2 separate regions of the Mus musculus genome follow, and region 2 is linked to region 1. Evidence: chromatin loops called from intact Hi-C (ENCODE). Cell type or tissue: left cerebral cortex. All regions are shown on one strand. Each heading gives the region's core, and the rest is flanking DNA. Links, peaks and the distances in the headings are about the cores only.

What was found. Hi-C counts contacts between places; a loop is a spot of excess contacts. Peaks named below come from ENCODE experiments on the same cell type or tissue, not always from the same donor. Only the 100,000 strongest peaks of a DNase experiment are listed, where the experiment ranks them.
Region 2: it touches region 1 in a loop (7-fold over the local background); 2 of 42 quality-filtered maps call a loop at or near these places.

What each region holds. Positions count from the first base shown.
Region 1 is chr13:72,206,904-72,212,278 of GRCm38, reverse strand. No RefSeq gene overlaps it. Among named protein-coding and RNA genes, the nearest start is that of Irx1, 250 kb to the right of the region's middle. In left cerebral cortex, for the core only: no CTCF peak of the experiment used is centred there; DNase peaks (open chromatin) are centred at 597, 1,160 and 2,258.
Region 2 is chr13:72,621,970-72,627,344 of GRCm38, reverse strand. It overlaps Gm20554 (predicted gene, 20554), which reads left to right. Exons shown (of 1, transcript NR_030701.1): 1 at 1-3,879. It also overlaps a transcript of Irx2 not described here. Among named protein-coding and RNA genes, the nearest start is that of Gm20554, 3.9 kb to the left of the region's middle. In left cerebral cortex, for the core only: a CTCF peak has its summit at 3,203; DNase peaks (open chromatin) are centred at 1,663, 1,818, 2,266 and 3,358.

The sequences.
Region 1 (5,375 bases), core at 190-5,189:
GTCCTGCTTGTCTTTTCTGTCTCCTCTAGAATAGGAAATATTTTTTCTTCTCTGATCTACTCTTGCTGCATGGATCATGCCTTGTGCATTCTGTGCTGCAGAATATATACTGGCCAAATTAGTTAAAGATCAGATCTTGCATTGAAATCATTCACAAGACCAGGGTAGTGTGCCCTATGTGTCTGAGAGTTCTGACCTTTGACCCTTGTCTTCTCCAAGTGACCTCCTCGATACCTTCCAAGGACTGCTGTGTGTGTGTTCTTCCTCTGCGGATCACAGGGGCACATGGGAAGCAGGATCCGCTTCAGCTCCAGCACTTGACTGCCACTCATGTGTGCATGAGTACCTACACAGCAGAGCTCCAGAGAGCTGCAGAGGTAGATGAAGAGGCTGCCCAAGCTTCTGGTAACCTAGGCTTCCTCGAAGTTTACTGCAAAGCTCTTCCCAGGGGCACTTGAGTCAAGACCATAGAAGAGAGGTTGTTCACTCTCTCAGAAAGTCCTCAGATTCTCAGTAGATTCTAGCTTCAAGTCCACAGGGGTCCATATCCAGCCCCAGTCCCACTGCACACAGACTTAGGTCCCAGTGCACACAGACTGAGGCCCCACTGGACAAGCCTTGCAGCCTTGGAGGTGACCAAGTGTTTTCCTCCCACATGAGACCTCTGCTGGTGCATGGCCATTCACATGTGCTAGCTGAAGGAGGCACGGGAGACTTTACAACAGGGGTGAGCAAAGCACCAAGATTCCCATGTTAGGTATCATTATTCTATTCTCCTATCTGGCTTCTGGCAAAGCAGGGTTTTAGGGGATAGGAAAGATGACATATATATATATATTTTTTTTTTTTTTGAAAAGAAGGGAGGCCATATTTCCTATCATTACAAACACATGCATTGTCTGCAGAACTTATGTTGTCTTAAAAAAAAAGGCCATTTTTAAACTGAGTATCTGAAAACATATCTTGCTTTGAGTTTATTGTCCCAACCATAGTTGAAAACTGACTTCCTTTAGGTACTAAACAGCTCAGACACATCCAGACTGTCCTCAGTCTCTCTTCTCTGCCTTAGAAAGCTTTCCCCATCCTCAACAGCCTTCTCTTCCCAAGGATCACAGTGCTTCCTAGGAAACCTCCTGTCACAGTCATAGCTGTCGCCTCTCCCACTCCAAGCTGGCCAGCAGAGCTACAGTAGGCCGTGGATTCCCCGCAGCTGAAATGCTTGTTTATTTATTTATTTTTTTCAGTGTGACATTAAACGAGTTCTATCAAAATCTAAATGTGGATTTTGAAAACTTTTCTTACAGAGTCCAGATGAAAAGAAATCACAGTTCTTCAAGTCTGGCAAGGTAATCCCCCAAGCCTGGATACAGATATAGCTGAAAAAAGGAGTGTACAGGAGAAGGCTGCACACATGAGTATTAGCTTCTTGTATGCATCCATGGGTATGATGTCACAGGTGAGATGTGCCTGCTGGATCTCCTCAGTCCTCACCCTTGAGTTCCCTATGTTGCATTTAGCTGGGAGCTCCTCCAGGTTGTGACCTGGACCAGGAGCAGAAGTGCTGATTTCTGCAGGAGGGTGGAGGAAGGGGAGGTGGAAAGGCCGACACTGCAAGCAGTAATTACCATGTAATGAAGTTAATGTTTTGTAGGATTTACGGCCTGATACCAACATGGCTGTACACCCTCGTTCACTTCTTCTTGTCAGCCAGATTTAAAAAAAAAAAACAACAAAGGAAACAGGACAATATGTAAAGGCTCATTAATTCTCTTCAGTCTTGATTTTGCCTTCTCTTTGGCTCTCCTCCTCTGGAGGTTGAACAAGAGGCTGTCACCAGGCCTTTCCATAAACTGCGGTTCATGGGAGGGTGAAAGTTACAGCAGCTTGCAGAAGCTATCTGAAGGGCTCCCCTTTCAGTTTCCCAGGCCTTTCAACTGCCCGCGGTTTTATGGCCCTCAGATCACCGGTTACAGCACTGAGAACAATGGGCCCACTGCCGGAGTGACCAGGTCTCAAATTTGCCTTGATTTGCCTGTGTGTCTTAGCAACAGTTTCTTTTCAAACCCAGAGCCCAATTGCAGCAATGAAGATGGATGGGAATGTGGACAGTCTCGCTGCCAGGACAACAAGCTTGGCTCTCAGCCCTGTCCCCAACCGACCATCTCATCCTGACCCTGCCGCCCCGCTGGCATTCCATCTAACCCTAGTGGCTGAAAGGAAGTGCGGTGTCCTCAGAACTCTCATGTCAGGGAGTGTGCTGAGTCATCAACTCTGCTATCTAGGAAAACAGGAATGAGACAGGATCCTGCTCCTGACTGAGCCCAGTTAGACAGAAGAAGGTAACACCAGATAGCTTTCTAGGGGGCAAAGGGAGACAAGGCCACCACACTCTGCCTGTTGGTGGATCATCTGTGCAAGCAGCTTTCAAACATTACTCCTTTTCCATTGGAATGCTGGAAGAGTGGAGGGAAAGCAAATATTTTACTCCCAAAGCAAGGAGGCTCAGCCACAAAGCAGAGAAATGGCACACCCCACTGATTTTAGGGCCACATCTTCCAGACACCACCCTTGCATTTGACTCCCGTCTTTGCCCAGTTGATGACTGGAAAGCTAACGATGGCTCGTCTTTAGGACACATGCCTCTTGGTTTAGCAACTGATAGTGATGTTCAGAAGCAGGGTGTGCCAGGCTGGGCAGCTGGTACAGGATGGAAAGCAGACCCCCCCCCTCGCCCCCATCGCACCTTCAGCAGGAAAGATGCAACCCAATGTAGCTCCACATCACGCTGCTTGTTTCTGGAGCCAACCTCTAGGATGTGAGCACAATGATTAGGATCGTGATGGCTTAAAGCAAGACATATCTTCCTGGAACTCTGGAAACAAGGTGTCCTGGACCTGGAGAAAACCTCTTTCTATCATCCTCTGTAGCTGCTGATAGCCTCAGACCTCTTCAGCTTGCTCTGTCCTTCTGTCACACAGCATGCTCCCTATATGGTTGTGTTGTCGTATCCCCTTTACAAAGCTAGCATAAAATTCAGTTTTCAAACAAAATCATATCCTTGGTTCCAGGGACAGGATTAGAAGATATCTTTAGGGAGTGTGTACCCCAGCACAAAGCAAATCCCAAACACAGATGCTAAATAATGGATTGTTTTTATGAAGATAATAACTTCTCTATAGAGAGGTCTTCCCACATGAGGGCTGAATACCTGCTCCAGCTTCCAAGTGTGGGTTGTGTTCATACTATGTCTGGGGTGTGGACAATAAACTTCTATTTACCCCCAGAAAGGGAGCTGATGTTAGAACACAGCAATAGTACCGTTAAAATTCTAAGCTAGTGGACATATGAGGAAATTGATTATTTACAGGAATATGGGTGAAGGGTTGCTGCAGGAGCAGGGGCTGCTTTAAGACGTTGCTTGCAGAAAGCTGCACAGGTTAAAGAGTCTCTTCTGGGCAGCTCAGCCAATGGGAGGCTCCTCCACAGTCTTGACAGGTGATAGAACACTGTGGAGGGAGTGGTCAGTTTCAGCGACTTCCTGAGACTATGAGCTATTATTCATTTCCTGTGTCTTAAGGAGCCTGCAATTTGAACCTTCTAAGTCCTAGGAAGTATCCACCCAGGGTGGAGTGTTTTGATGTGCAGGAAACTCTTCATATAGCACTTGCTATGGGAGCTCTACATTATGGAAGCCCTCTTTTGTCCTGGCTACCCTAATTCTCCAGATAGACAGACACATGGAAGACCAGGGTCACTTGGTGTGAGATGACACAAGCCTTTAACACTGTTTATGTATGGCATCCATGGCTTAAAACACACCCAATGCTGCAAGGGGACCTCTTCTCCTAAAGGAACTATCAGGGAGAAATTGATAGTGACCTCACACAATGATGAACATTGACAAGACATTTATGTCCCCATAGTTTCTGTCATGGCTTAAATGTGTGCATGCCTTATCATAATGTTAATGCTGCTACTGTACCAAATGGTATGACAGATTCTCTCAGGTTTGGACTCTGTGAAAGGTGGGCTTGTGAGTCACATCTTAGCTATTGAGAAACAAGAGAAAAAGAACTTGACCTTGGTGCCAATCCCAGCCAGTCTTCTATGGATGGGCCTTGTCCTGCAGACATAAGAGATCTCTTACAATTCTGGTGCTATAGTAACAGGTTAAATAATAATTATTAAAATTCCAAAGCTGTGAACTTTATTTCAGTTTCAGTAAGCCCTGAATGGCTTGCTTAAGGGAGGATGTACCTCAATCATGCTTGTGAGTTCGGAGCTGGTCTATAAAGCAAACCAGCAGTGGTTGTTACTCCTTTTGGTATAGAAAGACTCTTTCCTGTGAAAAGGGTGGCAGCATTTGGAAGTTTGAGAAACACTGTTATGAAGTGAACGCTGTTTGATATCTCTGAGAATGACAGAGGAGGATGCACAAGAGGTATGGTGTCATGAAGCCTGACATTAAGCTTCAGGGTTTTCCTATCCTGCCCTCATGGACAATCCATTAGGTTAGTAGGGCTCTGCCTGTAACTTAAAAGATCAACTTCCTCAGCTTTAGTTTTAGCTCAGAAAGTCTTTGGCATATTCTGTCAGAGTATGATGGTAGGGAAAGTGTTCCCATTAGTTGTGACACTGGTGAAAGGATCTGAAGTGTGGCACAGAGAGGAGACCCTACCAATCATTCTGCAGAGCATACTGAGGAAGACACAGCAGACTAGCGTAGTTTGAGAGTGTTTGAGACCAGCTGTTTTCTTACTCCTGGACTGCACCAAGTTCTCACCTCATCACCTGTTCCCTTCTGATAAAGGAAAGGTTGGCTTATAATCAGCACCACAGAGGTCACCAGCCATTGTCCTCAAGGAGTGGAGTAGGGCCTGCCCACTGGTACTGCCTGGGGAAGAGACAGACCAAGCTGGAGGGAAACACAGCCCACATGTCCAGCAGAGTGGGTTGAATCTTCATGGTCTCTACACACTGGTTGTGTTGTTTCAGAAAAACAGGAAACCTTCAGGGCTTATCTGTTATGCTCAACGTAGCATAGTGTGAACACCAGCTAGGTGGAGAATGTTGGAGAGAGGGAGGGACAGCTTCATGTTTCTGTGGAATTTCTCTTCTGAGCACCGTGCTGCTCCCTCAGTTTCTTTTTTTTTTTCCTTTCCATTTTTTATTAGGTATTTAGCTCATTTACATTTCCAATGCTATGCCAAAAGTCCCCCATACCCACCCACCCCCACTCCCCTACCCGCCCACTCCCCCTTTTTGGCCCTGGCGTTCCCCAGTTCTGGGGCATATAAAGTTTGTGTGTCCAATGGGCCTCTCTTTCCAGTGATGGCCGACTAGGCCATCTTTTGATACATATGCAGCTAGAGTCA
Region 2 (5,375 bases), core at 310-5,309, 410 kb before region 1:
CAGGCTGCTTTTTGTCTTGTCCAGGTCCCAGGGAACCAGGGATCAATTGTAGTGATGGACTGGAGACAATTTTTCCCGGGCAGGCAGGCAAGCAAATTTATCACTTTTGGTAGGAACTTTCCAGGCACTCTACTCAAACACTGCCACCACCATACACCCTCCCCTTATTGCCCCCCCCCCCGCCACCCCCCAGAACTTCTGAACCCCTTTCAGCAGTCTCGGTGCCTGTGCAGAGCCCACTCCCCTTTATACCCTGAGTTATTTACTGTCTAGCATCTACAGAAAAGACCCTGGGTGGGGCATACTCATTCAAGGGAGGGGGAGGGAAGGGAAGGGAAGGGAAGGGAAGGGAAGGGAAGGGAAGGGAAGGGAAGGGAAGGGAAGGGAAGGGAAGGGAAGGAAGAGGTCACCACGCTAGCACCCCAGAACAGGGCATCTGGGTGGAGCCAGATCAGTTTATTCAGACATTTTTGTTTTCGCAGGAAGAGATTCTTTTGGGAAGGGGCCCTAGGTGAGATGTCCTGTACTGGAAACAACCACAAGTCAGACTAAGGCTCTTAGCTTCCAATTAGGTTGGTTTCAGTCTTTTATATGAAGTATCTAATTTTTACCAGGAGAATGATTGTCCAGATCTTAATCTTTTCTAAAGATTAGTTTCCTGTCCTGGTTTCAATTTCAGTGGAGTTTACCCTACCTTTTCCTTGTGACTTGTGCCAGGTATGTATGGAGGAGAAAGCAGTGTGTGTTTATACATATATGTGTGTATATGTATATATACATATGTACGTGTATATACATAAGTATGTATATACATATACATGTGTGTATACACACACACACACATCTTTCTCTCTATATATATCAGTAGAATGGAGCAGGTTCTTATGCCTATATGCAGCTGATTCAGACATTAATTACATAACCATACAAATGTGCTTGACTTTGGAGGGCCTCGTCCTGCCCACAGACATTGAGAAAGTACAACCCTATTATTGCTCAGTACAACCTATCAAGACCAAGACCTCCCGTATTTCCTCCACGAATTATCTTTCACCAAAATTTAAAATGTCCATACTGCTGTCTGTTACTAATAAAAACAGCCTACCTCGTGTAATTAAACAGTCGAATCTGACTACATGCCGATTTTATTGGTAGTGACTGTGGCACATTAAAATGCCTATACAGGGACATTAGCTCGTGAGTTCCCATTGTTATTGGCGCATTAAAACTCTGGTTTACACGAATGATCCCAAACTCTGGAAAGCCCTATTTTTCTTCTCTTAGGTTAAAGTTGCATTAATCTTAAAAACAAAACAAAACAACAAAAAAACCACACCACCACCAACAAGAACAACAACAACAACAAAAAATCAAGGAGGAAAATTTACTTTCCAAGTATAGCGCCTGGGCAGATAATCATCACTGCTACTGGGGTGACAGGGTTACCCCAAACTGCTCTTGGTTTCCAACTTCAAAAGAGGCCTGGATTCTGTGCTTCAGGGTAGGAGGAGAGTTCAGATGTCTCTTGGGAATCCAGGTGCTTGGCTCCTCTTTCTCCAGCTACATACATGGAGTGAACAATGTATGAAATGTAGCGAAATCGGTTGACTGCTTAGAAAGCGGTCTCTTGTGGTGGTTGTCCAGGCTGTGGGTACATGCTGTGTACCCTCCCTCACGTATGTAGTGGAGTTAAAAACAAACCATGTTACTATGGTCCTCACACAAACAGAAGTGGAAATATTTAGAGTTGGCCCTGGCTAGCGACTCTTTCAAGTTGCCCCCGTTTTCCGTGGAGGCCACTTGTGGGCCAAATATTAAGGCTAGGAATGGAAGATCTTTCTGGGTACTAAACTGGTTTTGAAGGCCCAGGCGCTGGCCTGATACTGTCCTGTTCCATGGTTTTCAGGAGGCGACTAGATCTAAAGTCGCGCGGCAGGCGGCGAGGGGGCGCTGTGGCCCGCGCCTGCCGGCTGAGGCCCAGCTGCGGAAACCTGGTGCTGCCACCGTGCCACCGACGCGTGGCTGACGCCCCGCCAGCGACCAGATCTATCTCTTTCCATGCCTGTTTTATTCGGGAAAGAAGGAAAGCAATAATACAAGGGCATTTCAACAAAACTAGAGCTCTCATGACTATTTTCTATTTCAACTATGTCTTCCGTGGTTTAAGTTTGGGGCCCAAAAATAAGCTGCCATTTAGGTGCGTGCAGATTTTTTTTTTATCTTAAATAAAACGAAACATTCACTTTTAAAGTGGGTTTACTTTAATGAAGGAAAATTTAAAATGTAAGTAAGTTTCGATGTATCAAGTCATATCCTATTCTATTAGCAGCCAGGACTTTCTGGCATGTGCATGTTCTTGGTCATCAAGACAGAAGGGCGAGATGAAGTCAACCTTTGCTTCTTTATTCTTTCAGTTTCGTTTTTGTTTGGTTTTAAAGATTTTCAGTGCACCAATTTTAATTCTACATGCAAAGGAAGTCTCCCTCGGGCTTACAATATATTGGGGCTGCATCCGTATTTCTAGTTTCTAAAGGCGACGCGCTTTCCTGGAAAGCGCGCACACAGGACAGTCCCCCGAAGGTGAGGGGCTCTTTGATGCCCGCTTCCTTGAAAGAGAAGTCTGGGCCCCAACTGGGTTCTCAAACCTGCCTGAGAGGCCTGGCCTTCTTGGCCGGTACAGGAGGTGGCTGCCCCTGTGGAGCCCAGAATTGCTTTCCGTCCTGAACTTGGGGGTGGGGAAGGGGGGGGGCGACAACGCACTTTTTTTTTCTTGTTTCCCTCTCGAAGATCGAGAATTCCACTAACCAGTGCTTTCTCTTTTAACTATCCTCTAACCAGTGCTTTCTCCTTTATCCTCGCTCCTTCGCTTCAGATCCTGATCAGTTTCTCTTCTCATGGTTTTCTTTAGTGGGAAGCATGAGTTCGCATTCTCCGGTAGAAGCCCCGCTTTAGACAGGCTTCCTGAAGTTTCTCTCCCGCGCGAGTCCGGACAATTCTCCCTCCACATCTGGCCATTCGGTCGCTGTTCTCACCCTTGTCTGCTGGTGTCATGCTTCTGTCGCTCCTTTTCTCTCCTCTTGTCTGTCTCCCAACTGCGATCCTGCCCCCCGCGGTCCATCCGTGTCCTGGGAAAGGCGTCCACGAGAGACCCGGTCCAGGGTTTTGCGCCCCTCCAGGAGGTGGCCTAGCTGGCCAGATCCGGGAGTCTGAGGCGCCGCCAGGAGGGAGCGCAGCGCGCGCAGCCTGAGAGCCAGGCAAAGACTGGACTAGGGGACTGTGCTAGTTTGCGGTCCCAGAACCAGTGAGGGAGTTAAAAGGGAACCCATTTCAGGCCTGGCTGAGAGCCGCTAAGCAATTTCACAGCCGGCTCCCCTGGGCCCCCGCACTGCAGACACAGCTCCCGACATATAGGAGCTGAGTCCCGGCTTGCTTACTCTTGGTCTTGGAAGACGCATTTCCTGAACTCTCCTTAGCGGTTCTAGGCTCTGTGGTCAGGTTTGCAGCCATCTGAGCCTGCCTTTCAAGCTTGGTCCCATGAGCAAATGAAAACCTACCTGCCTGAGCCTGGGAGGAGTCTTTGCTGGAAGGAAAGCCAGGCAAGAAAACTGCAATTCTCTAAGTCTTTCCCAAGAAAGCAGGTCTGCTGGGGCAGGCTTAATTTCCACCTGCCATTTCTCACTGGTATGTCCAAACAACTCTCCAGGACATAGTCTAGGCGGCAGGTAACCATGAACACACCGTTTTCTCAGGCTCTCTCAGAGTGCTCTTACATACCCGGCAAGGAATATTATAATTTTTAAGAAAAAGGAGGAATGTGGGAAGGGAGGGAAAGAGAAAACACGGCAGGGAATGTAGATTCTTTTAAAATGGATAAATCTGAATTAAAAACAAACCGCACTGGGAGAAGAATGTTGGTGCTGGTACAGGGTGGGCAAGGATGCAGAGTCATGAATTCTGGAGTATCCCTGGGAGAAAATGTGCTCACCTCCACACCTAGAAGAACTTGAAAATGACTGGATCCACTGTGCCAGGGAAGGCCTCCAGACAAAGAGCTGCACTTCATACCTCTACCTCAGAACTCCACGCAAGACCCAGGGCAGAAGGTATCTCAACCATCTGGACTGTGACAGCTCAAATTGCTTCGAAGAATTGGGAGGAGCATCTAGTGACACCTGAAAAAGCGGGAGGTAAGAGCTGCTGTCCGCCCACATCACTGCACACGACATAGGAAATGCCACACGGGCGCTGGGGGAGATTGTGGCACAGAGTAGCAGACCTGAGACCTCCCAGGGGGTAGCACAAAATGTTGCCCCTGGAGAAGCCACTCAGGTCAGCAGGAGACTGGAGAATGGGGGAAGAAGACAGAGAGGGACAGTGATGAAGATGGAATTTAAAAATAAGTGCCAGTCTTTTGTGCTTCCAAACAGAGCAAGGGGACCTTGGAGGACTGTCTGTATCCTACTTCAGGCATGAGATACCTGTGCAGGGCTCATCTCTGTCAGAAGGGGTGTGTCCCGAAAGATACTGGTAGAGTAGGTAGGTAAACATTGAGGGACCCTAACAACCCTTAGCCGGGAAGGGGCTGCTGCATGAGAATATATTGCTCTTCACTTTTCCTTTGTATGAGCTATTTTATGTTTCTAAAATGTTTACAATTAGGCACTAGCCTTACAAAGGAGCACCCTAGGTGTGGAAGTATAATGTGCTTCTTGGGGGAGGGGGATGCTTGACTTAAAAACAACAACAAAAAAAAAAACCTCTCTCTTTAACATTTTAATTCTGTATTCTCTTTATAATAAATACAGATGTATTGATTTTGCAGTTTAACCTTCAAAACAAATGACATCTCTGTGTTGGATGGGGTTGTTTGAGGCATGGGAGGAAGCTGAGCAGGATGTTTTTCCTTCCATGAAGTGTGAGATGTGGCCCTGCTCTGATCAGAACTGTATATACAGGAATTCTGCAGACCATAGATTCTGCAAGGAGAGGTCTAAATGCAGGCAGGACACCTGCACATTCCTGTGGGAAGTGCCTTGCTTCTGCTCTGTATGGGATACTAGCGCCAGCATCCCGGGGGAACAGTGAATGTACATTAGATAATTCAAATAACAATTAGAGAGGGGACATCAGGATCTAGGAAACTGGAGGAAGGGCCTGTGGATGAAAGCAAGAAGCCAGACAGGGAAAGAGAGAGGGTTATCCTCCTACTGCAGACATTCCCAGGCTACCTCTCTCTCCAAGACTGGAACACAGAGAGCTTTTCTAGAAACAATGGCTGTAGGCTCTGTCCACTTGTCCTGACTGCAGCCAGAGGAATGGGGTATTTGCAAACCTAAGTCCCCATAAAGCCCTTGCACTTTGAGAGACCATTTACT